Linked DNA regions of Mus musculus: region 2 is linked to region 1. A link is a loop called in an ENCODE intact Hi-C map of the cell type or tissue named here. Cell type or tissue: left cerebral cortex. All regions are shown on one strand. Links, peaks and the distances in the headings refer to the core of each region. The heading gives the core; the rest is flanking DNA. Region 1 holds the start of Foxo1 (forkhead box O1). Region 2 overlaps Foxo1 (forkhead box O1).

Evidence for each region. Hi-C counts contacts between places; a loop is a spot of excess contacts. Peaks named below come from ENCODE experiments on the same cell type or tissue, not always from the same donor. Only the 100,000 strongest peaks of a DNase experiment are listed, where the experiment ranks them.
Region 2: it touches region 1 in a loop (2.2-fold over the local background); 5 of 42 quality-filtered maps call a loop at or near these places.

What each region holds. Positions count from the first base shown.
Region 1 is chr3:52,264,316-52,275,494 of GRCm38, forward strand. Foxo1 (forkhead box O1) reads left to right here and starts at 4,022. Exons shown (of 3, transcript NM_019739.3): 1 at 4,022-5,107. The coding sequence starts at 4,487. In left cerebral cortex, for the core only: a CTCF peak has its summit at 4,128; DNase peaks (open chromatin) are centred at 3,701, 3,955, 4,435, 4,921 and 1 more place; H3K4me3 peaks cover 4,787 bases; H3K27ac peaks cover 2,054 bases.
Region 2 is chr3:52,315,871-52,327,049 of GRCm38, forward strand. All of the region lies in intron 1 of Foxo1 (forkhead box O1), which reads left to right. Among named protein-coding and RNA genes, the nearest start is that of Foxo1, 53 kb to the left of the region's middle. In left cerebral cortex, for the core only: no CTCF peak of the experiment used is centred there; a DNase peak (open chromatin) is centred at 5,207.

The DNA.
Region 1 (11,179 bases), core at 1,450-9,449:
TTCTTCAGCCGATCATTTCTTTGTTATTATCCTGGACTCTGTTGGCCATTTGTTTGCCATCACATTTGAACCCCTTGCCTGGATTGAACACTACGGAAATGGGGTGCTTAGATTAGAAGAACAAGAAAACGAGCTGATATTATAAAACAGCAATTGATTCCTTACTTTGTAATTTGAGCATTCACGAACACTAGCTTTCCAACTAAAATGCCTCATTAAAACTTCCTCTCTGCCAAAAATGCACGACCATCTGTGTTCTGCATGGCAGCGTTCTCTTAGTTAATACACATGTCCTGCTCTTTGGGAGGAGCTTTAATATGACAAGAAACAGAAATAAGATAGTGAAAACACATTGTGTTTCACAATGAACGCAAGGTTGAGACTCGTGACACTTCGCTCTCTATTAATTTTATGGCCATACTGAGTCCTCAATGTCACACACACACACACACACACACACACACACACACACACACACTCACAATTGAAATGATAGTGCCCATGAAGTTTGGAGCTCAGAATTGGCTTATTTTAAAAATAGTCCAAGGACCTGCTATTTAAAACAGGTTAAATTTCATCAGATGGTCTCAAAACGTTCAGGCACTAAAAGTGGTATCCACAGTCGGCAGAATGGAAAGCAACATTTTGGCCTGAACAAGGAGAAATCTTTTTGTACCCAGCCCTACTAACTTCACAAAACTTGACTCAAGCATTTAACTTCCCTATCTCTAGTCGGAAACATGAGGGCTGTGTTAAAATGATAGCACCCTTAAGTGACCGGAGAGCTTTCCCAATTGTTCACTGTTGTATCACCAGCAGCATTGGGGAATATCATCTCCAGTGTTTTTATTTCATTTCAGTTCTAGGGATTAAAGCCAGGGTGTCTCTCATACAGGAGTCACCAAGCACACATACCACTGAGCTATAACCACAGCCCAGTAACTGCATGTTATCCACTTAGTATGTCCACGTTTCCCCTCACAGTACTGGGGATTAGACCTAGGGCCTCAGATGGACGTCTCTACTGTGAGACTACATTCCAGCCCTCTTTTTATTTTGAGACGGGGTCTGATTAAGTGTTACTCCAACCGGACTTGAACTCATTCTATGGCCCAGGAATCCTAAAACTTGAGATTCTCTGGCTTCTGCTTTGTGAGTTTCTGGGACTCCAGGCCTTTAGTTCCAGCTAAAACACTTGTTTGGTTTTGAGACAAGGTCTCACTAGACAACCTTAGCTGGCATGAGACTCACTGTGTGAAACAGGCTGGCCGTGGAACTCAAAGAGCTCTGCCTGCCTCTGCCTCCCTGAGGGCTTGGTTTAATGGCTGTGCCACCACACCTGGCTTGTTTACATTTTCCACTAAAACGCCTTTTATGAAAGTATCTAATTTGCTTTTTTAATCCTCCTTTTCTCTTTCTCTTTTTTTGGGGGGTAGGGGTGGGGGTAGGACCTCCTGTAGCCCAGGCTAGTTTGGAATGCACCCTAAACTCCTGATCTTCCTGCCTCCACATCTGAAGGGCTATCTTTCCTGTTTATGCTAGAAGCCAGGGCACGGTGTATGCTCAGCAGACACGATACCATCTGACAAAGTCCCTAGTCCGGTTTTCTTAATCTTGTAAGTGAAGACTTCACTCATCTTGGTGGACTTCACATGACTAGAATTACCACGATGCATGGTTAGCAGGAAGAAGACATACCATCTACGACATCTACTGATAGATACACTGGTATTATAGGATGCTTATACTTTCTGCATTGATAATATTGATGGGAAGCAAGAAGTGTCATGTTTTACTATCTAGCAATTAAAGGAGGCCAAAGAGACCCTCCACATTTACTTCCAACCTTAACATTTTTATAGGGCTATCAGAAAAGAATGTTTAACCTGACATAACTTCTATCAAAGGCTGTATCTTTCAAAATTCCCAAAGCACTTCGTGCCTGCTTTCCCAGAGACTCCGATTTTTGCACATGTCTCCATACTTGTTAAGGGTGTGAATGGTCGTTCTTTACAGAATAGTTTGTACCAGGCAAAGGCAGGGAACCAGTAAGATGCTCAGTGACGTCCCACGCTTCAGTAAACTGACTTCACACACCACGAATAATCACCTCTATGAACCGTTTAAGGTGCATCTGTTATACAAACCTTTGTATTGGGGGCATTGATTGTGCAGATTCTCTGACTCTTTTCTTTTTTGGTCTTAGCATTGAGCTTAGGGTCCCACTCTTGTTAAGCCTTGGCTGTATCACTAGCCTATACTATGACACTTATAGAAACAGTTGGGGACAGTGGCCTTAGAGAATTTGAAGATCTGGGGAAAGCTTTAGGAAAACTCCTTTAACCAAATGCTCTCATCGCAACAGTCCCTGAGAAACCGAAACAGAAATGAGGCGAAGGCCAAATTCACAGCTGGATTTCATCGCCAAGAATGGTCCTCTAGTGCTCCGCCTATTTGTAGGGTGCGGCTGTCTGACTGTGGGCCCACCTCGGCAGAGTGTGATTACAAAGGAGCACCAGAGGGTTGTTCTTTGTGGTCCTGCTTAGGCTCATCCATTTACTCGAGTCTCCCAGCGGTTGTCAAAGCCAAATTTTGTAGTCAAGGTGAAGAGACAGTTAACCAAACTGTCCTCGGCACCTCTGGTTCAGGATCGCCACTCAAAACTTTTATCAGTAGGCAGCCGTTTCAGAAAAAGGGATTATGAATAGGGGAATAGGGGCCTGGATTAGCGAGACGTTAGAGACAAAGTGGAAGGAGTAAGAAGGCTGGTTTTCTTTTGGAGTCTCATTTTACATAGAAAAACTCCACGTAAGAAAGAAGAGCGAAGTACAACCGCAACAAGACATTTGGAGCTGCGTTTTTGGACATATTTAAAGCCCTAATATGCATCTTCAATTCTAAAGCATCCTAGCCAATAAAAGAAAATGCCACCCATATTTCTTTTTTTTTAAAAAAGAAAGCAAATCAGAGGATCAAGCGAGGGAACATTTTCTTCTATTCTGTAAGGCAAAAAGAACCACTGTCTTTCTACCTTTGGCTCCGCCGGACGTGTGTTAGATACGCGGGTCTGGGAGCTCACTCTGTGAGTTTAAAGAACTGAGGGGCGGAGCTGTGCCCCAACACTTGGGGCTTATCTCCTTTTGCGACTTCAACACCTCATCGCTTCCATGCTAAATAAAAAAGAAATAAGCAAGCAGTTAAACTTAATTAGGGGTAATAAAGTGACAAAGTTGTCTCTAAGCGCTCCTCTGACTCTTTAGCCACCACACCGGTCCTCAGGAAAAAGTGAGATTCCCGTGGCAGAAAAGCGGTTCCCATAGAAGACGTCGGATCTGAGGCGCTACTGGAGCTAGGTGCTTGTGCAACAGTGTTCTCCCCGCGCCGCACCTCTCTGGGGTTCAGGATGAGTGGAGGCTGGGGGCTGGACCGAGCCGCAGAGGCTCGTCTTGCAGGTGTGCACAGGTAGGGTGGGAAGCGGTTACTCCGGAGCCGCAGAGCGACGGGTCTTCACCGAAGGATCTGCGCGCCTGGGGCGGCCAGGGCAGATGCCAGCTTAAGAAAACATTCCTCCAAAACAAACCCCACCGACTTCCCGAGAGCTGCGCGAAGACGCGTGGGCGGAGCGGGCTTGAGTGGAATCCACGAGGCGCCCCACCGCCCACGTCGCGTCCGGGAGCGCGCAGCGGCCCCGCGCCATCCCGGGAGTCAGGGTCTGGGCTCTGCCTGGAGTACTCGATTGCACTCTGTAGTAAACAAAAGTATGGTAGCCGCCTCCACGCCGGTTTGCCTCCTAGCAATCCGATCGCTGAGACGCCAGAGACTCAGAAACACTTGAGAATTACAGAAAATAATAACGGAGATTGGAAAAAAAAAAAAAAGTGTGTGAGAAAGAAAAATACCCCACCGCCCCCCACCAACCTACTGCCGCCTCCCGAGGGAAGGCAGCGCCCGCCCAGGCCCGCGTTCATTGGCTGCTTCGGCGGAGACTTCGCGCGTCCATTGGCCGCGCAGCCTGTCAGTCAGGGGCGGGGCGGCGCGCGCGCCGCCGCGGGCGGGGAGCCCGCTGCAGATCCCGTAAGACGGGAGTCTGCGGAGTCGCTTCAGTCCCCGCCGCCGCCACATTCAACAGGCAGCAGCGCCGCTGTCGCGCGGCCGCGGAGAGCTAGAGCGGCCCGCAGCGTCCGCCCGTCTGCCTTGGCGTCCGCGGCCCTTGTCAGCGGGAGCGCGGTGCCCGAGCTGCCGGGCTCCGCGGCCTGGTCGGTGCCCCGTCCTAGGCACGAACTCGGAGGCTCCTTAGACACCGGTGACCCAGCGAAGTTAAGTTCTGGGCGCGTCCGTCCGCTGCGCCCCGCCGCGCCTGACTCCGGCGTGCGTCCGCCGTCCGCGGCCCCCCAATCTCGGAGCGACACTCGGGTCGCCCGCTCCGCGCCCCCGGTGGCCGCGTCTCCCGGTACTTCTCTGCTGGTGGGGGAGGGGCGGGGGCACCATGGCCGAAGCGCCCCAGGTGGTGGAGACCGACCCGGACTTCGAGCCGCTGCCCCGGCAGCGCTCCTGTACCTGGCCGCTGCCCAGGCCGGAGTTTAACCAGTCCAACTCGACCACCTCCAGTCCGGCGCCGTCGGGCGGCGCGGCCGCCAACCCCGACGCCGCGGCGAGCCTGGCCTCGGCGTCCGCTGTCAGCACCGACTTTATGAGCAACCTGAGCCTGCTGGAGGAGAGTGAGGACTTCGCGCGGGCGCCAGGCTGCGTGGCCGTGGCGGCGGCGGCTGCGGCCAGCAGGGGCCTGTGCGGGGACTTCCAGGGCCCCGAGGCGGGCTGCGTGCACCCAGCGCCGCCACAGCCCCCACCGACCGGGCCGCTGTCGCAGCCCCCACCCGTGCCTCCCTCCGCTGCCGCCGCCGCGGGGCCACTCGCGGGACAGCCGCGCAAGACCAGCTCGTCGCGCCGCAACGCGTGGGGCAACCTGTCGTACGCCGACCTCATCACCAAGGCCATCGAGAGCTCAGCCGAGAAGAGGCTCACCCTGTCGCAGATCTACGAGTGGATGGTGAAGAGCGTGCCCTACTTCAAGGATAAGGGCGACAGCAACAGCTCGGCGGGCTGGAAGGTGAACGGCCTCTGGGCGGCCCTGGGGGGTGGGGTGGGGATGTGTTGGGGCCGGCGGAGGGTCGGCAGTGTGGGTGTTCGGGGCCCGGAAATGATGGGCGCACGGAGAGAGCGGGGCGAGAAATGGCAGGTGTGGCGGGGGCTTCCCGGAGACCCAGAGCCAAATTTGGACCAGGTGCAGGCGAGGGACTTCTAGAGAGACCCGGGCAGGGCTCGTTTGGGAACTTAAGTGAAATGGCAGAGCAGGCGTGAAAGTTAGCTTAGTTGTTGGAGCGAGGGGTTCGCTTCCAAGGTCCCTCTCCATTTGACACTCCAGACCTCCTGCGAGGGGGTCGGGCGACTCCTCCACCCACACGCGCACCCACTCTCCCGACCCTCGGCCGCCAAGGTTTCCCCGGGACCCGACCGCGGAGGTGCGGGGCGCACTGGAGACATCCCCCACCCCCACGCGCGCGCACGCAGGCGCGGGGCTCCCGCAGCTTTTGGGATAGCCAAACGCGCAGCTGGCTGAGCCGTGTGCGGGCCAGCGGTTGCAGAAAGTTGCGGAGGCCGGGGCAAATTTGGTTTTAACCAAAGTGGCCTGGGCACTGAGCAGGTGGTCGAGCGTTCCCACTCACTGGGTACGGTTTCGGACGCGCGCAAGTGGGTGGCCAAGGCTTTTAGGCTCTGGGCAATCTAAAGTTCAAGTGTGACCCTTGGCCGGGGCGGGAGCAGGCGAGGAGGGAGGGACCGGGTGTACAGGAAGCTAGAACCTTTAAAGGGCCAGTGCCTCCAGGCTGGGAGGCCACACTTTTTGCACTCAGAGAAAGGCTTCCACAGTTGGGCTGGCTTGGGGAGGTATGCATTTAATTGAAAGCCGAGAGGCTGCTGTGTGTGACCAGATTATGCGTGAGTGTTGGGGAGTGATTTACCGTAAAGCATGCAGCTACCCACGACCGGGCAAGTCTGGGAGCCCTGAAGTGAGTATTTGGTGGAAGTCTTAAGTGCTCACTTGGGGAATTACGGAAGACCTTTTTGCCTCGAAGGAGGATTGGAGACTTATAAATTAGGTGTTTAAGGCCTTTGTTTACCTTTCCGGTGGGAGGGAGAGGACAGGTGACTCAGTGTGGACTGTGGCATCCCTACCAGTGGAGGTTGGGGTGGTATAAGGGCTGGGGCCTTTGGGGAGGAGAGAATCTTACCTAGAAGTCCCTCTCGAGGTGTGGCCACCTGTGGCTGACAGTTTCTCAGAATCACAGGTGGGACATATGTCTTAAGAATATCCAGTTTTTTCCCCCTCCTGGCCTTGGCTGTGCAGCAGAGCAGAGATTAGCCTTCACGGCATGATTGTAATAGCAAGGTGGTTTCACATACTCTGTCATCCCTGTGGTTAAAGTCTCTAAAAGGTCAACTTACTCACCTCAGACGAAAGTTCTTGCAGAAAGAGCCAGAGGGGTGGTTTTATTTTTCCCACAGTGAGTTTTAAAGATACATACAAGACCTTACCCTTACGTGCAATATTACCAAGTGTTCCAAAATGCAAAATACCTATTTTTCAAATTCTAATTCACAAGATAGTGATTGACTTTAAAATCCAATTTTACTTAACAGTGACTTTTAAGTACTCCAGTGCTTTACTTGATCGTGGGAGCTTCAACTGTTACATAAAGCATTTGCTATTGAAAACAAAACAACAAAACAGAAAACCTCTTAAACGTTTTGGGCACCCAAAGCACAGTGTGTAGTTAACCCATTCTTTCCTGTTCTCAGTTTATAGCCGTGCCTTGCTTTAAGAATAAGGTGATGTTTGCGGGAGTTTTTGGTTTTGCCTTTCAGGCGGCATTGTGAAGATGCTCTTGAGAACTATAACTTGATTTTTAAAATTAGTTCTTAGAAAAATAGGTTATGTCACAATATCTTTTTAGTTATTTTACTCCATTCTTCTGATTTCTTAATAATGTGAGTTTAATGATTTATGTATTAAATTGTTTTTCTCCTTGGCACCAAGAACCTAGAAGCTCAGGCTTTGGAGAAGTGAAGACCCAGCCAGCCATTGCCTGAACAGCAAGTGAGCTTTGGACTAGGGAGCAGGTCACTGTGTTTTCAGAGGAGTAGATAGATGCTTGACAGTAAAGTCTGTCGGCGTAAGCTGAACCACGGCAAGTGTGTTTTCAGTTTGAGTAAAGGGGTATTTTAAGAAGAAACCTGAACGGTTGTAACTCATAACTAGGCTTCTGGTTAACGTTTCATAAGAATGAGTTCTGAGACTTGTTAAAGCTAAGTTTCACTCTCAGGTCTGAGAATTCATAAAGGAAGAAACTGTATCATGACTTACACTTGAAATCCTACAGTGCAAAGCAACCAGAGCTTGACTGTTTGAGTATTAAGGAGTGACAGCTTTGGGGTAGGCTTTATTTCCTGTAATCAGCTATTGAGAATTATTAATTAACTGTGCTTCATGGTGGTCTTCTTAAGGGCTTGCCTGAGAATTTGAAGGACATAGTAACTGGGAAGCTGTTAGTGTCCAAAATTTATTTTTAGAAAGTGGGATGTAGTTCAATGGTAGGATGGTTTCCTAACATGCAGGGTTCACTCCCTGACACTGTATAATCAACAGGGCGTTGTGGTCCATGCCATCAGTTGTAGCATAGATAGATATACAGGGAAATGACTTGTATACTTGTATACTTGTATACACAGGTTAAACATTATGGAGAATTATTATAAAACGTTGGAATTGGAGGCTGGAGGATTGTAAGTTAAACGGCATCCCAAAGATGTCTGTCCTGGGCTACTTCGGGCTACATGAGCTCTTGAGACAAAAACAAGAGCAAACAAAAGACAAGAAAATGAAAGAAAAAAACAAAACCTTTCAATGTTTAAAGAAGTGTTGTCTTTTTCTTGTTTTTGGACATGGTATCTAAGTAACATTTATCTTAAATTGATAGTGCGAGCACACATTTGTCAACTGGTATGCATGCATATGTGTTGGGGGTCTAGCGGGTCTCATTCTTAGTTTCTGGGTCTCTTACTGTGACAGATTTGGTCAGACTCGGTTTGAGATGAACTCCGGGGATCTGCCCCCTGTAATGCATACAGGCTTGTGTGTCGGTGCCTGAAACCAGAACTCAGGCTCTCAAGCATCTGAGGCAAATGCTTCCTGACTGAGCCGTCACTCTGGTCTCCTAATTTTAGTTTGATTTTGGCTACAATGGTCATAAGTAAGACATAAAGCGGTACTTAACACTGGAAAACCCAGGCTCTTTTAAACAGCCCAGTGTTTGTAAACAATGAAACCTCATTTCCATGACCGGTGCCACCTTCCGACACCCCCCCCCCCCCCACACACACACACACAGAAAACTTTCTGAAGCTTGGGAAGTAGCACTTTTTTCTTTTTTCTTTTTTCTTTTTTTAAGTAGTGGTTTTGAGTTGACTCTTGTTTATTGTTTTGATAGACTACCTAAAAGAATGTTTTAGGGCTAGTAGTTGGTAGTGTGCTTGCCTAGCTAGCATGCAGGATGTCCTGGGTTTTATTCCTCTGTGCCAAGTGAATGCTGGTGATCCTAGCCTGTGGGAAGTCGAGGCAGGAGGGTAAGACGTTTAAGGTCACTCTTGGCCATACATGCCCTGGGCTACTTGAGACTTTGCTTCAGCAACAACAAAATTATTTATTTAAAACGGTCAGATACTTGTTCATTTGGGGAGAAATTTCTTTTTTAATCAATCAAATGATAGTGCTAGTATATTTTCTTTATCTTTAAATTTGTCTTTAGTCTTCAATTCAGTGCTTTAAGTATAGCCACAGAAATCTGATTGGGAGGATGGCTACTATATTGTACACACAGACCATTGAATTAAGAGACCCCTTCTGAGGTGGGTTGGAGGACTTTATGGTATCTTTCCTACTTCTAGTTTATTATTTTTAAAATGGTTACCTTACTGTAAGTGTGCCACCTGTGTGTATGCAGCCATGGAGTCCAGAAGAGGTGTTGGGTCCCCTGGAACTAGAGTTATAAATGATTGTGAGCCATGATGTAGGTACTGCTAAGCCAACCTTGGTCCTCTACAAGAGCAGTAAGTGCTTGTAACCTCTGAGCCACCTCTCCAGCCCATTTCTAGTGTCTGTTGCTTTTTCTCTTCCTGGTCACAAATTGCCTTAAAACCATTTTACTAGTCAGTCAGAACCCTCAGAACGGCAATATACTAACTACATAGGGACAGGGAGATGAAGAAAGGATGAGCTAGCTGAGGGTGTGTATCTTACTTGTTAAATAATAAACCATTTCAGAAATTGGAGTCATGTACTTAACCCCACTAACAGGAACACCATAGATAGCAAGCTCACCCTACCACCCCCAACTGAAAAGAGACACCAAATCTGGAACGTATAAGAATGTTATTTTCTTCACCTATGAACTTTTTCTCAGCGGGAAGGACCATCCATGTTTATTGTTTTTTAGTTGCACTTTGTATATGTAGGTTTTGATAAATCAAATCTACCTCTCATTCCCTCCCTATTTCCCCAGTACTTCCTCTGCCCCCTTCATGTGCTGTGGTGGTAAAGGCACTTTGTCTACTCAATGCTGTCTGTATGTGCCTGGGTGTAGGACTGTCCACTCCAGCATTGGTAGCGCCTTAAGACCTCTCATCCTTGAAGAAAACTGATTCTCCTTCCCCTTGCAGGAAGGCTGTCAGTACCCTCTCAGCTAAGAGTGGGACTTGATGAGCCCCTCCCACAACCATGATGGGGTTTCAGCTGACCTTGTGTTGGTCTTACGCATGCAGTCATAGCCACTATGAGTTCATGTGTACAGTGGTTCTGTCATGCCCAGCAAATAGCCATTTTGCTGTAGCTGGCTACTGCCTGTCCCCTCTTCTGAGAAGAGAAGCTATTGTGGTGAGTGTTGAGAGATGAGCGAATCTACGGTTATTAAGATAACTTAGAGGACAGTTCATTAGTATGTTCGTTTAGCATGGTAATACCAGAGTCTTTCCTAGAGGCTACGTAGCCTAGGCGGCCACGGGGTTGGCCCACTAAGTAGTACCAGGCAGGAGTTCCATTTTGAGAAGCAGGCTTTAAATCCAGTTAGAAAGTGATTAGCTGCCCCAGTACTATTCATGCTACTGCTTGCCAGGCTGGTCATTGCTTTAGCTTTCAGGATTCACAGCTAGGTATGGATGTATAAGACCTTTCTCTCCTAATGGTGTGTGTGCATAGAACCTTCCAGCACTGAAGCTAGCCAGTAGGAATGAAGTGTCTGGTTTGATTTCTTCATATCCTGTGACCTAGATATGTAGTGGCTTTAGCAATAGAGTCTTACTGTCAAGTTCTGGATGGTAGTTAAAAGCAATGGCAAGAGCTGTAGTCTCATTGTTGTAGGGAAAGGGGCATTAATGGAACCCTGCTGACAACAATTTGATGTGAGGTAGTTGGTACCTGGCAACTTATTTGATAGCCTAGTTATCTAGGAAAGGCATTGTGCCACCCTCTGCTGTTTTAGGATAGTATCATTTAAATGTCTTTTATATGTGTATATGTGTGCTTGTAGGAGGCATCTGCAGTAGTAGGTTTCTGTACAGACTTTTCAAATGTCTCCTGTGTTCCCATCCTTCCCTGTGTCCCCCCCCTCTACCCTGCCCTCCTCCCACCACCGCGTTTATCCTTCCTGTTACTTCCCTGTCAGCCTTCATACACCTGAGCTCCATCCATTCCCTTCTCTGAGCGCTAAATCCTCTGTGGCCCCTTGCTAATTTTCTGATTTCTGTAATTTCCAATTTAATACACACACGCATCTAGAGATTCACAGCCAGCCATCACATGTGAGAGAACATCCTGTTTGTCTCTCTGTGCCTGTTGCCTCATTCAGAACGATTACTTCCAGGTCCATCCATCTAGCTGTGAGTTTTGTAATTTAATTTTTCTTTATAGCTGAATGTTTTTCCACTGTGTATTTGCATTGTTCGTCAGGGATGGATATTAAGGCCGTTGCATTTCCCAGGCATTGTGGATTAGCCGCAGTGAACGTGGATGGACAGATGTCTCTAGTGGGATAGAGACTGCTTGAGAATAAGGCCAGACCTGGGATAGCAA
Region 2 (11,179 bases), core at 1,235-9,234, 51 kb after region 1:
CTTTCGTTTGTGATTATGGTTTATTTTGTTTATGGTGATGTTTGATCTCCAGTAGAAATGATGGAGCATGACTTGATAAATTAAGCAGTTTGCCCCTTTATCTATCTGCATATATCTTACGAAGAACTTTGCATTTACTTTTAATGTATTTAAGGGCCAGAGAGATTGTCTTGTCAGCAGGTAAAGTTGTTGCTGAGCAAGCCTTGTGACAAGTTTGGTCCCTAGAAACTGTGTGACATGGAAGAAGAGAAGCAGTTCCACACACCTCCATGTGTGATGGCATGCACAGCTAACCGTGAGAGTGTGTGTGTGTGTGTGTGTGTGTGTGTGTGCGCGCACACACAATAAGTACTGAAGTCAAGCTTAAGATTCTTTTGCAGAGTGTGTTTTAGTTAATGAAGAAGAATTTTGTTGCTGGTGATGGTGGTGCACAGCTTTTTCCAGCACTTGAGAGGCAGAGTCAGAGGAAGCTCTGAGTTCAAGGATAGCCAGAGGAAGCCTGCCTGGAGGGGTGGGGGAGGGTTTTATTTCGGTTTTTTTTGTGATAGGTGTGTCTTAGGCCGGTAAGGTGTTCTCTTGACTCACCTTCCAAGTGCTGAGACTACAGAGACAGACTCACTATGCTCAGCGGTAGGACGCACCCTTGAGAAGAGGACTTACCGGTGAGCATAATACAACTTAATGCAGGAATGTGTTGGGCATGTAGCATATGTTACAGTAATGTGCGTAGCAACATCACTTTTTAAGGTAGGGTTTTTAATTAGCATAGGAAAGTCATTTTAGTGGCACTCTTAAAATTACCCTAACTGTTCTTTAAATACTAAAATACCTTTGTAGATGGCTCATAAAGATAGTCATATCTAGACTAGCTCCAAGGTCCTACCTAAGCTGCTAGTCCTTGTGCTGTACTTGAAGTGGTGCAGTTAGGAGTGAAAGCTCTAGAGATGGGGCAAGTAAGGATTAGCAGGTAAGTCTGAGTGGTCTGCGCTCACTTCCCCTCTGTAACAGCAGGGAAGGCGGGCTGCTTTTGTTAGTCTTGTTTGTTTGTTTGTTTGTTTGTTTGTTTGTTTGTTTGAGACAGGGTCTCACGATGAAACCCTGGCAGGTTTGGAACTTCATATGTAGACCAGGCCAGCCTTGACTCACCAACATTCACTTGCCTCGGCCTCCAGAGTACTGGGACTAATGAAATAGTGAGCCACCATGCCTGGTGATTTCATTAGTTTTGTTCCTTCTTCCAAATAATATATCAGGAATATAGAAATAAGTATTGTTTGTGAACACTTCCAAAACTAAACCAAGAAGTCCCACAGTGCCAAACCCATTTGTTACCATACCCGACACTCAAGCTCAACAAGATCACCACCACCAGGCTAAAGTGAGCAGGGTTTACAGCAGCGTGCCTGCCCTCTCTCTGTAGCTCGGCTTCCATTTGTCCCCAGTGCAGCCTCCTGATTCTTCCCTTCAGTCTTGATTCTGCAGAGAGCGTGTTATAGTTGACTTTAACCTCGCTCTGCCAGCTTGTGATTTGAAACAGAGAAAAACTCACTACAAATTGAAACCTAGAACCTGACTCTGGAGTTGAGAGCAGAGCATTTTGGGAATGGGTCCCTCACACGCCTGCCAGCCTGCTCTTTAACTTTCTTAGTGAAGATGTTATAGCATACCTCTACTACCTCTGAAAGAAAGGGCTCTTAGCTGGGGATGGCGTTCATGTCATTGAGAGAGGCGCTTTCACACTATCCAGAAAAGGGCCCCATAGAGATGCACAAGGCTTGCTCAGCAAGAACTTTTAGCTGCTGACCATCTCTCTGGCCTTTAGAATGCAGGTCTGTGGCGTCCTATTGGCTCAGAGTAGCTATTTACATTTAGACAGAGACCTGATAGAGGCAGGCCATGGTTACGTAATCCAGATGGTGACGGGCTCTCTCATTTCAGGTTCTAACCTATTGTGAGTGTGCTTCAAACTAAGAAAAACAAGCCCCTGGAGACTTACATATCAGACAAGTGTGTAGGGGATTACATGGAGGGTTCTGATAACAGACATTATCATGTTCCTATCACCTCTCCACTGGGAATGTCTCAGAGAATGAGGGAGAGGTCCCAAGGCTGCATGGTAGGGTTTGAATGGCTTTCTCCTCAGTGATGATAGTCCCGACTGTGTCACAAAGTACTGTGGACATTGATGGAAGTTTGTTATAAAGGAAAAGGCTGGATATGAAAGCATTAACAAAATGTGACTATTCGTAAGCCACGTTCTCAAACTCTTACCTCTGACTTCCTCCAGTGATGGACTGTAACCTGAAAACATTTACCTCAATAAACTCTTTCTCCACCAAGTTCCTTTTGTCTCAGGACATTTTATCTCAGAACCCGGTGAAGAAACCAAGACTCCTCTCCCCAAGACATCTTGCTTTGTACCCCGCTTCCCCATGGTTAGGAGACTGAGTGGGGCTGACTGAACTCTTTCAATGGTAGTGAAATCAGGAAGCCTTAAGTCAGTTGTAGGTGGCTTTCCTCAAGGCAGCTTTTATAAAGTGGTTGTGTTGTGATGACATGATGCCTTAAAATGCAGCCCCAAGTGTAAATTACCTCAGAGGATATAAAGCCCGGATTGTTGGCTGTGTTTTAGTAGATTTTACTGGAACCCCAAGGATTCTTTAGATAATCAATGTTTGGGACAAATGACAAAGAGGGAAAGCTCCATTGTGCCCTTTGTTCCTTGGAAATGTGCAGAGCTGGCTCCTGGGTTGAGGTGAGCGCTCAGAGAAGAGTGTAAGGCGTTTACGGTGCCATAGTTTTACAGGATTTGGATATTTTGGAGAAATCCTTGAGAACTGATACTTGAGACTGTTGAAGGCAGACTGTTTTCAGTTCTTTATTGTATTGTCACTCAAACTCCAGCCTGAGCCATAGCCTTTCTGTTTGTTTGGTGGTCACTGGAACTCACTACATAGACCAGGCCGGCCTCAAACGCAGATCCACCTGCCTCTGCCTCTAGGATCAAAGATGTGCTAGACCACACCCAGCTTGCATAATTGGCATTTTTTTGTTGTTGTTTAAAGTGTATTACATTTTGCTTATTTACTGTTCGTTTGTGTGTACATGGTCCAGCACATGCATAGATGACAATTTGCAAGAGTCAGTTCCCTCTGTTCACTATAAGGGAACTGGGGTCAAATTCAGGTGGTCAGGTTCAGAGGCCAAATGCGCTAACTGGCTGGACTATCTCACAAGCCCTTAAACAATACCTTAAACAGTATTAAATCACCTAATGTACATAGAGAGAGCATAGACAGACAGATAGACAGATAGATATTGAGAGGGGGAGAGAAAGGATGTGAGTGTATGTATGAGTGAGCGAGCTATCTCACAGGCCTGAACTTTAAACAATTAGTTATTAAGTTAACTGAGAGAGAAAGATAAAGCATGCTATGTCACAGGTCCAAACCTTAGACAGTTAGTTACTAAGTGAGTGAGTGAGAGAGAGAGAGAGAGAGAGAGAGAGAGAGATGTGATGTGTGAGTGTAGAGATCAGAGGACACAGGAGTGGCTGACTTCCTTCCACACTCACTCTGTGTTTCATAGCAAGACAGTCAGGGCCTGCCAGTAGTGTAAAGTAGTATTCAAGGGTTCTTCTCTGCTTGACTGACTGCTGAGCACCGGGGAAAGACAAGTGACCTAGACAGAAGGTTCTCATCTCTGAGCGAGCAGCTTCCATTCAAGGCAGACCTCCTCCAAGATGTCTGCCCAAATTCAGGATCCTCAGAAATGACCTGAAGGAGTGTGGGAACCAAATGCCTTTCACCATGCACTGTTCAGGACAAGGAAGCTTTTTACACTGATCGGTCTGTGATTCATACAAGTTTATAATTCATTCTCTCTCTCACTTTCTCTCTCTCTCTCTCTCTCTCTCTCTCTCTCTCTCTCTCGTGTGTGTGTGTGTGTGTTTGCGCACGTGTGTGCCAATTGGTCCTCCTTTCATTATGTGTTCTAAGGATGCACTCAGGTTGTCAAGCCTGTGTCAAGTGTTTCTCCCTGATGTGTGATCTCACTGGCCCTTTGCTTACCCCATTTTAAAATCACTCCCTTAAAGACCCCCGCAGGCCAAGCTCACAAGTGATGTTATATGCTGAGAAGAAGCTATCCTGAATTCACATAGGGCCGGGCATAGGTTTTAGAGTTAGTCTGTCTAGGACTAGTTGCTGTTGGAGGAGAGAGCGATAGCTCGGAGGCTGGGGACGGCAGTGACGCTGCGTGCAAGAGGTACAGTACGTAGAATCTGCATATGGAGGGGCAGTGTCACACGTCTAGAGATGTCATCTGACCTCTCTACAAAGCCTTAATTTATGGATTGGGAAATGAAAAATGTCTAATGCTCTGTCATGGTTTTAAGTGCTGCACTTGAGAACTTAGACCCTACTCAGAGCTTAGGGGAAGATGGGAGGACTAAGGCTTGGAAGTTTGAGTGTCGGCAATCCATGGCACCATTTTGTATCCAGCCTTTCTCATGTACGGGAAAGTCAAGTTTCTTTGATAGATTTTTCTTAAGTTACAAAGTGATTGAGAAGATGGAAATATCTCTAACAGTTTTGACTGAGGTAGCACTGGAATCTCTTACCTCAAGGAGAATTTTACATGCCACTGAACCAAAAGGCCTACATTTCAGCCAGTTCCGCCCTGCATCCACTCAGGACAAGACGGTCACTGTGTCTGTAGAGAAGACCTGTCTGCTTTGGAGCTCTTTAGTTTACACCTGTAGTTTCTGCAGGGTCAGCCATGTCAAACGCACTGCCCTCACTGTATCTCCTTTGTCTGTATGCAAGCAGCGTGTTCCAGATGTCCACACAGGGCAGGCTCCTCCTCAGCTGTGACTTGTTATAGAGTCTAATTGTTTGCGGCACGTGACTGTTGAACAAGAAGAGCTGCTTGCTGACTTCTGGGGCAGTACGCTGAGGTGATGTTTAAGGAGACCCTTATAAAAGTCAAGCCTTTCTTTGAATGTTTTACCATGTAAATATATTTCAAAAAAAGAAGAAGAAGAAGAAGAGGTGACCAGTACAGTTCTTGCTGAATGACAAAGCACTTCAAAATTCAATGGCTAAACCAGCAGTTTCAGTAGGACCAGGAAGACTGCTCCTTTTGGCTGCGTATTTGGAGTGGGCAGGGATGGTCCAGAACCTGAGTGTGCGGCGTGAGTGAGAGGCTGTATGCTGGCGCAATGTCAGCAGCTGGGGCTCCACAAGCAGGAACATTTCTTCCTGCTCCTTCAAAACAGAAAAACTCACTTTGTGGCTTTCGCATCAAGTTATTCAACCATATATATACATGTATATGTGTATATACACACACACACACACACATACATACAAATACACACTGACACCTACTACAAGAAAATAGGCACCCAGAACACCAAAACAGTGAAATTTCAAAACAACTGGCTTTTCTGTTCCTAAGTGTTGTCAGTTTATGGACCTACTAAATATTTATTTCTTCAGTTCCAGCTATGTTTACCAACTGGGTCCTGTCCTAGCCTCAGCCTAGGTTGACTCTCCACTGAGTCCCCTCTTCAGTTGGTCTGAGCTGAGTTTGCTTTCTTAGCTTCTGGGAGGAGGTCATAGTACCATGTATTCAAGTGGAATCTCCAACCAGACCACTGTCCACATCTCTGTAGGTCAGAGCAAGTTAGCAACTGTTCTTTCTCCTCAGTGGACCTGCAGAGTGGCACTGTCAGTCCTGTCTAAAGGTTTTTAGAGCCTGAGCATCGTGCTATTCCTATACATAGATTAAAGACCAGAAAGCAGAGGCATGGACTGCAGAAAGATAGACAGTGATAGAATGCAAGAGACTGCTAAAAAGCCAGTGTGGAAAGGTGAATTTAGCTTGAAAGATAATGTGATCTTAGCAGTTTAGTAGTTATAAGTCTGGCTGTGAGTGAACCATCAAAATGTAAGATGTATCCTGCTACCCTAGCATATCAGTTGACTTGTTTATTGATTTAGAGAAAAGCTGCAGAGAAGGCATTACTTGTGGTATATTGTTTAAAGTGGAGTAGCTCTTAGTGTGTGCCCCCACCCCATCTCCCACCCCACCCCCATGCCTACTGGGCTTCCACAGAGCAAACAGATTGAGTTAGTGCCTTGGCGCTCTGGCTTGGTGTTAGCATTGTTTCATCTTCAGCATTTCAGGATTCTCTCTCTGGAACTATCACTTATTGGGCAGCTGGAGTCTGCTCTGCAGAACACAAAGCACGTTTGCCACCCTCTTTCCTCTCTTGGTTGGGTTACTTAGAAAGGGCCTTCTCTAATTTCTTAATTCTATGATCGTAGCATTTAAAGAGTCTTGTGTTCTCAGTTGAATCACTGAGTAGCCAAAAGGTCACTGGCTGGAGGATGCCTCCTGGTTCTTTGCTTCCTGTCTTACACCTGGTGCCTCTTTCCAAGGTTGGCAAATGAAAAGGAAACTTGAGGCAGTCTCTCTCCTGCATTCACTTGACAGGTAACAAGCTCTCACACCCTTGACTTAAACCTGGGAGGAGGTGTGTTTGAGAAGTGATCATTTTTGGGGGGTGAGGGGAGTGTTTTGGGGACAGTGGCCTCCTGGAGTCTTCATGTAAGAAGTAGCTATTAATCTCAGCAGCAGGTAATAGTGTGGTTAGGCCACAGTGTAGGTCCCTCCCTTAGTCTGTTTGCTCGTGTGGCTTAGGTACAAGATACTGCTCAGTCTAGTTCATTGTTATGTAAGAAGAGGTCTGATTGGTCATCTGAGTGGGATTGCCCGTCACTGTTGGCAGTCACTCTTGGACAGCAATGGCATTTTAGAAAACATTTTATTACATCTGGTACTTATTGTATGCACAGGTTCAAGCACAGTTGTGGGACTCTGAGAAGTCACTGCCCCTTCCACTGTGTGGGCAGGCTCTGGGGGTTGATGGTGTGGTCAGGCCCCACAGTAAGTGCCCTTCCCTGCTGAGCCATCCTGCTAACCCAGAGGTGGCGGCATCTAAGGAGTGTTTCAGACTTGTTTCAGAGGTGTTATTGGAGGAGTAGAGTAGGACTCTTAAACGGCAGAGAGGGAAAGGGCTGGCATTCTTATATGTAGACTTCCAGGAAGACTTTTTTTTTTTTTCTATAATTGCATACTTGACAAAAGAGCAAGGCTTTTGTAACTCCTCTCTGCTATTTCCTTCCTCACATCTTTGTTTCTGAGCAGCCTTAAACATTTTGGTTTGGGCGCTGTCTAGTCCTGCTCCAAGGACTGGCTGCAGCTCCTCTGTGAGCTCCTCTATGCAGCCGCCTGGAAGCTGCCCGAGCTGCACGTGTCAACATGCATTTCCTGTGTCTCAGCTCCTGCAAGGCTGCAGTGCCGCTTTGAAATTGCTTTGAAAGACTTGGTAATCTGTTCAGATGTATTTAGGAGGTAGCAGAATTCATTATTTGACTTATGTTACTGGTTAATTACCCAAACTGGAGCATGTTTCTCTTTCCAAATTGAGTGTTGAGAGAATAACAAAGACCAAATATTTTACAACACAGACCTTTGAGTTTAACTCTGAAATAGATCTTTTCTTTGCAGTACTTCTGGTTTTAGTGACACTTACTACTGTGTACTGTCTATTTTTAGCAAACTTTGAATTCTAAGTAAATAAAAAATTAACTAAATTGGTTTTTAAAATAATACAGATTGTACTTTTTTTTAGTTTCCCATGTCCTAATTGGAAAAGAAGGTCTTACTTGGGATAGAAATGCACATTTTGTGCCAGCCTCTTCTTTGGAATTGGCAAGCGTTGTATTGAGTTGTTTATGAGAGTAGATAGAAGTGTTTGACATTTCTTTTAATGCATATTATTGCTGTCATTTTTTTAAATTGACATAAAAGTTGTACACGTTAAGAGGCACCTGGTAAATAAATGTTTCCACATCCTCGAATTGTGATGTTCAAATCAGGGAAAGAGTATCTAGCCTCTTAAATATTCTTTTCAAAAAACATTCAAGATCTTTAAGAAGCTTTTATTGAAATACTTAGCATGTTATCCTCATGCTTTGTCAGCCTGTCACCCAGAGTATTTCTCCCCTCCAGCTGTAATTAAAACCCTTTGACTAAGCCCCGTCCTGACCTCCAGTAGCAATGCTCAGTCAGCGTCTGTTGAAACCAACATTCTATATTGCATGTACTGGTGAGACTGTATAGCTGTCTTATATAATGTGCTTCAGGTCTGCTCACGTTTAAATGGTAAGACGTTGTCCTTTTTATAGCTGAATAGATAGTCCATGATGTGTCGTTATACACTCGTCAGTTACCACCTGTCTTAGGGATAGTAGATATCAGTGGTGCTTTGAGACCATTTGTGTTTGCTCTGTTTGTTACTGATGTAGTGACAAACCTTTTTTTTTAATGAATTTATTTATTTATATGTATGAATACACTGTTACTATCTTCAGACACACCTGAAGAGGGCATCCGATCTTGCTACAGATGGTTATGAGCCACCATGTGGTAGCTGGGAATTGAACTCAAAACCTCTGGAAGAGCAGTCAGTGCTCTTAAATACTTAGCCATCTCTCCAGCCCCAGACCTTGTTTTTACCAAGAAAAGTCGCATATGTGCCCACTTGACTTCATTGAAGATTTATTTAAGGCTTGGCCTGAGTAAACCTAGGCTTAGGGGTTAATAGATGAGGGAATAGAGGAGAATTTTTATTGTGCTCTAGTCTCTTTAAATGGTTTCATCCTTTTTGGTTTTTTATTTAAAATTTTTTCAGTCACAGAGAACCCTCTCTCAAAAAACAAACAAACCAAAAAACAAAAACAAAAAAATTTTTTTCAGTCTAATACAGTTTGATCATGCTTTGCCTCCCCTACTGCCTCCTCACTCTCAAAACAAACAAGCAAGACAAACAACTCCAAAATGTTGGAGTAGCAAACCAACAAGATTTTTAAAAAGCCAAAACAAGATAAAAAGCCCTCTAAAACACATGGTTGTGGGGTTATTTATTTATTTATTTTTGCGTTAGCCAACTACTCCTGAACACCTCATTGGAAAAAGCAGATTTTTTTTCCCTTTGCCAGCAGATAAAAATCGAAAATCACTTCCTGGTTGGAGTTGGGTGGGTAGAACCACCCATGTCCCCTTCCCACTCTTAGTACTGGACCCTCGTCTGGCTTGAACTCGTGCATGCTGCCGCAGTCTGAGTTCATATGTACATCAGTCCTGTTATATCTGGAAGACAGAGCTTCCTTGGAGTCATCCCTGACCCCCTACCTCCCCTTCCCTGAAGCTCCCTGGGCCTGGAGGGGGAGGGGTTTGATGATGACATCCCATTCAGGGCTGGATGCTCCAGCTAGGTGTGGGGATACACACCCTGAATGCCAGCAGCACTCAGGAGGTAGAGGCAAGCAGATCTCTTGAGTTCAAGTTCCATGTTGTTCTACCTAGCAAGCTGCAGGCCAGCCAGGGCTACACTGGGACGCTGTCTCCAAGCATGCTGGCGGGCCTCTCAGTGTCTACATGCTGTGGTCTCTAGGTTAGTTAGGGCATAGCAATATAAGCTTAGGAGCAGGATAATAGTGGATGTTCCCCTTAGGCCCAGTACTATCCAGTCTTGGGTTCTTTGCCATTTCAGAGGTGTGGTTTCAGCTTATGGTCACCTGTTGGCTTAAAATAAGTCCCCTTGAACACAAAGTTGTGAAGATGTGTTCCAGTTTTATAAATAAATAAATAAATAAATAAATCTATCTGGTCTTGATTCTTTTAGATGTTTTGGTTTGGCAATTATGAAGGAGTGTAGCCATTTTTTTTTCTTTCCACTTGATGGAGAAGAGAAAGGATTATGGGATTCCTGCTTGGTTCACTTGAGATAGTCTCTTGGCAGTCTTCAGGCGCTGTCAAAGAAGCGAGGCTCGCCAGTAAACATAGACAGGTCTGCTTCACAGCCGCCTCTGGCCTCGGCGAGCAGAGAGTTGAGGGGATTTTGTTTGGCCTGTTGGAGGGGTGCCCTATCATTTGGACAGGTTGGATAGTGAGTTCCTCTATGTTTTTCCACATCTAGCTTCTATCGATTAAATCTCCTATATAGGATAAATCTCCTATCCTATTTGGTTGGCCCTTCTGTTAATTGTTCGATGCTTATTATCCCCAGATCTCACTGATAACGTACTCTTGAGTCCAATAGCGTGAGAATCATCTCTGTCTAGAAAAAGTTTCTTTTTGGTTCTCATTCAGATGGGTTGCCCCATGGTAAGCCACAGGAGTCACCCTGAAGTCTTAAAGAGGTTGGAACCCATTTCATTCACCCAAATTCAGTTTTAGAGACGAGGAAAGAATACTCCAACTGCTGAAGACAGCACTTCAGTTGGATAGATTTGTACTAAGTGTCTCTGTGAGGCAAGATTTTTGTTCCATTTGCCTTTCCAGAACATTTGCTAGAAATTGCAAAGGAATGGAGAAAGGGCTCCCGTCTCAGTGGGCAGGAGTAAGAGCCAGGGCAGAGACGCTGCTACAGGAGGGAAAGTGGCTTTCTGCAGCCTTGGAAGGAGACTGCCTTCAGCCATGCTTATGATCCTTACGGCCAATAAGTGGGGCTAGGCATAAGCCCTGTTTTCCATTCTGGAGCCCTCCCAGACCCCCAAACAATAGTTTTTAAGTGACTCTCCAATCCAGGGTAATCCAACGTTGAGTAGAGATAAATGACATTTGGGGTTTGTTTGTTCATTTATTCTTCCCTCCCTCTCTTCCATATTTGTGTTTGAAGGGAAAAGATTAAACTCTCCTAGTTAGTTTGGATAATTAGGACTTTTGCTTGTCATTTTTGTGTCCTCTGTGAATAAGCAAAGCTGCCACTGCCTTTTAATGCCTGCCTTTAACTGCGGTCTCCACTGTTTGGAGCCCTTCTAGGCCGAGGTCGGGCAGGTACACACACGTTCTGAAAAGCAGGTGGTAGGAGAAAAGTGTGGAATAATAAGCCCTTCTGACAGGATCCATCAGCTTACCGTTGGTGCTGTGGGTGGAGTTATTCTTAGAGCCCCAGTTTGAAGATGGTTGTGCAAAAACCCATCTGTACTGTTGGTTGCCAACATTTCTGGTACAAATATTGTCATTTGCTCTTAAGGCAATCTGCTATTTCAGTCCTAGATTCAGTTTTATAATATGCTGAGCAAAATAGCAGAGGAGAAAAATA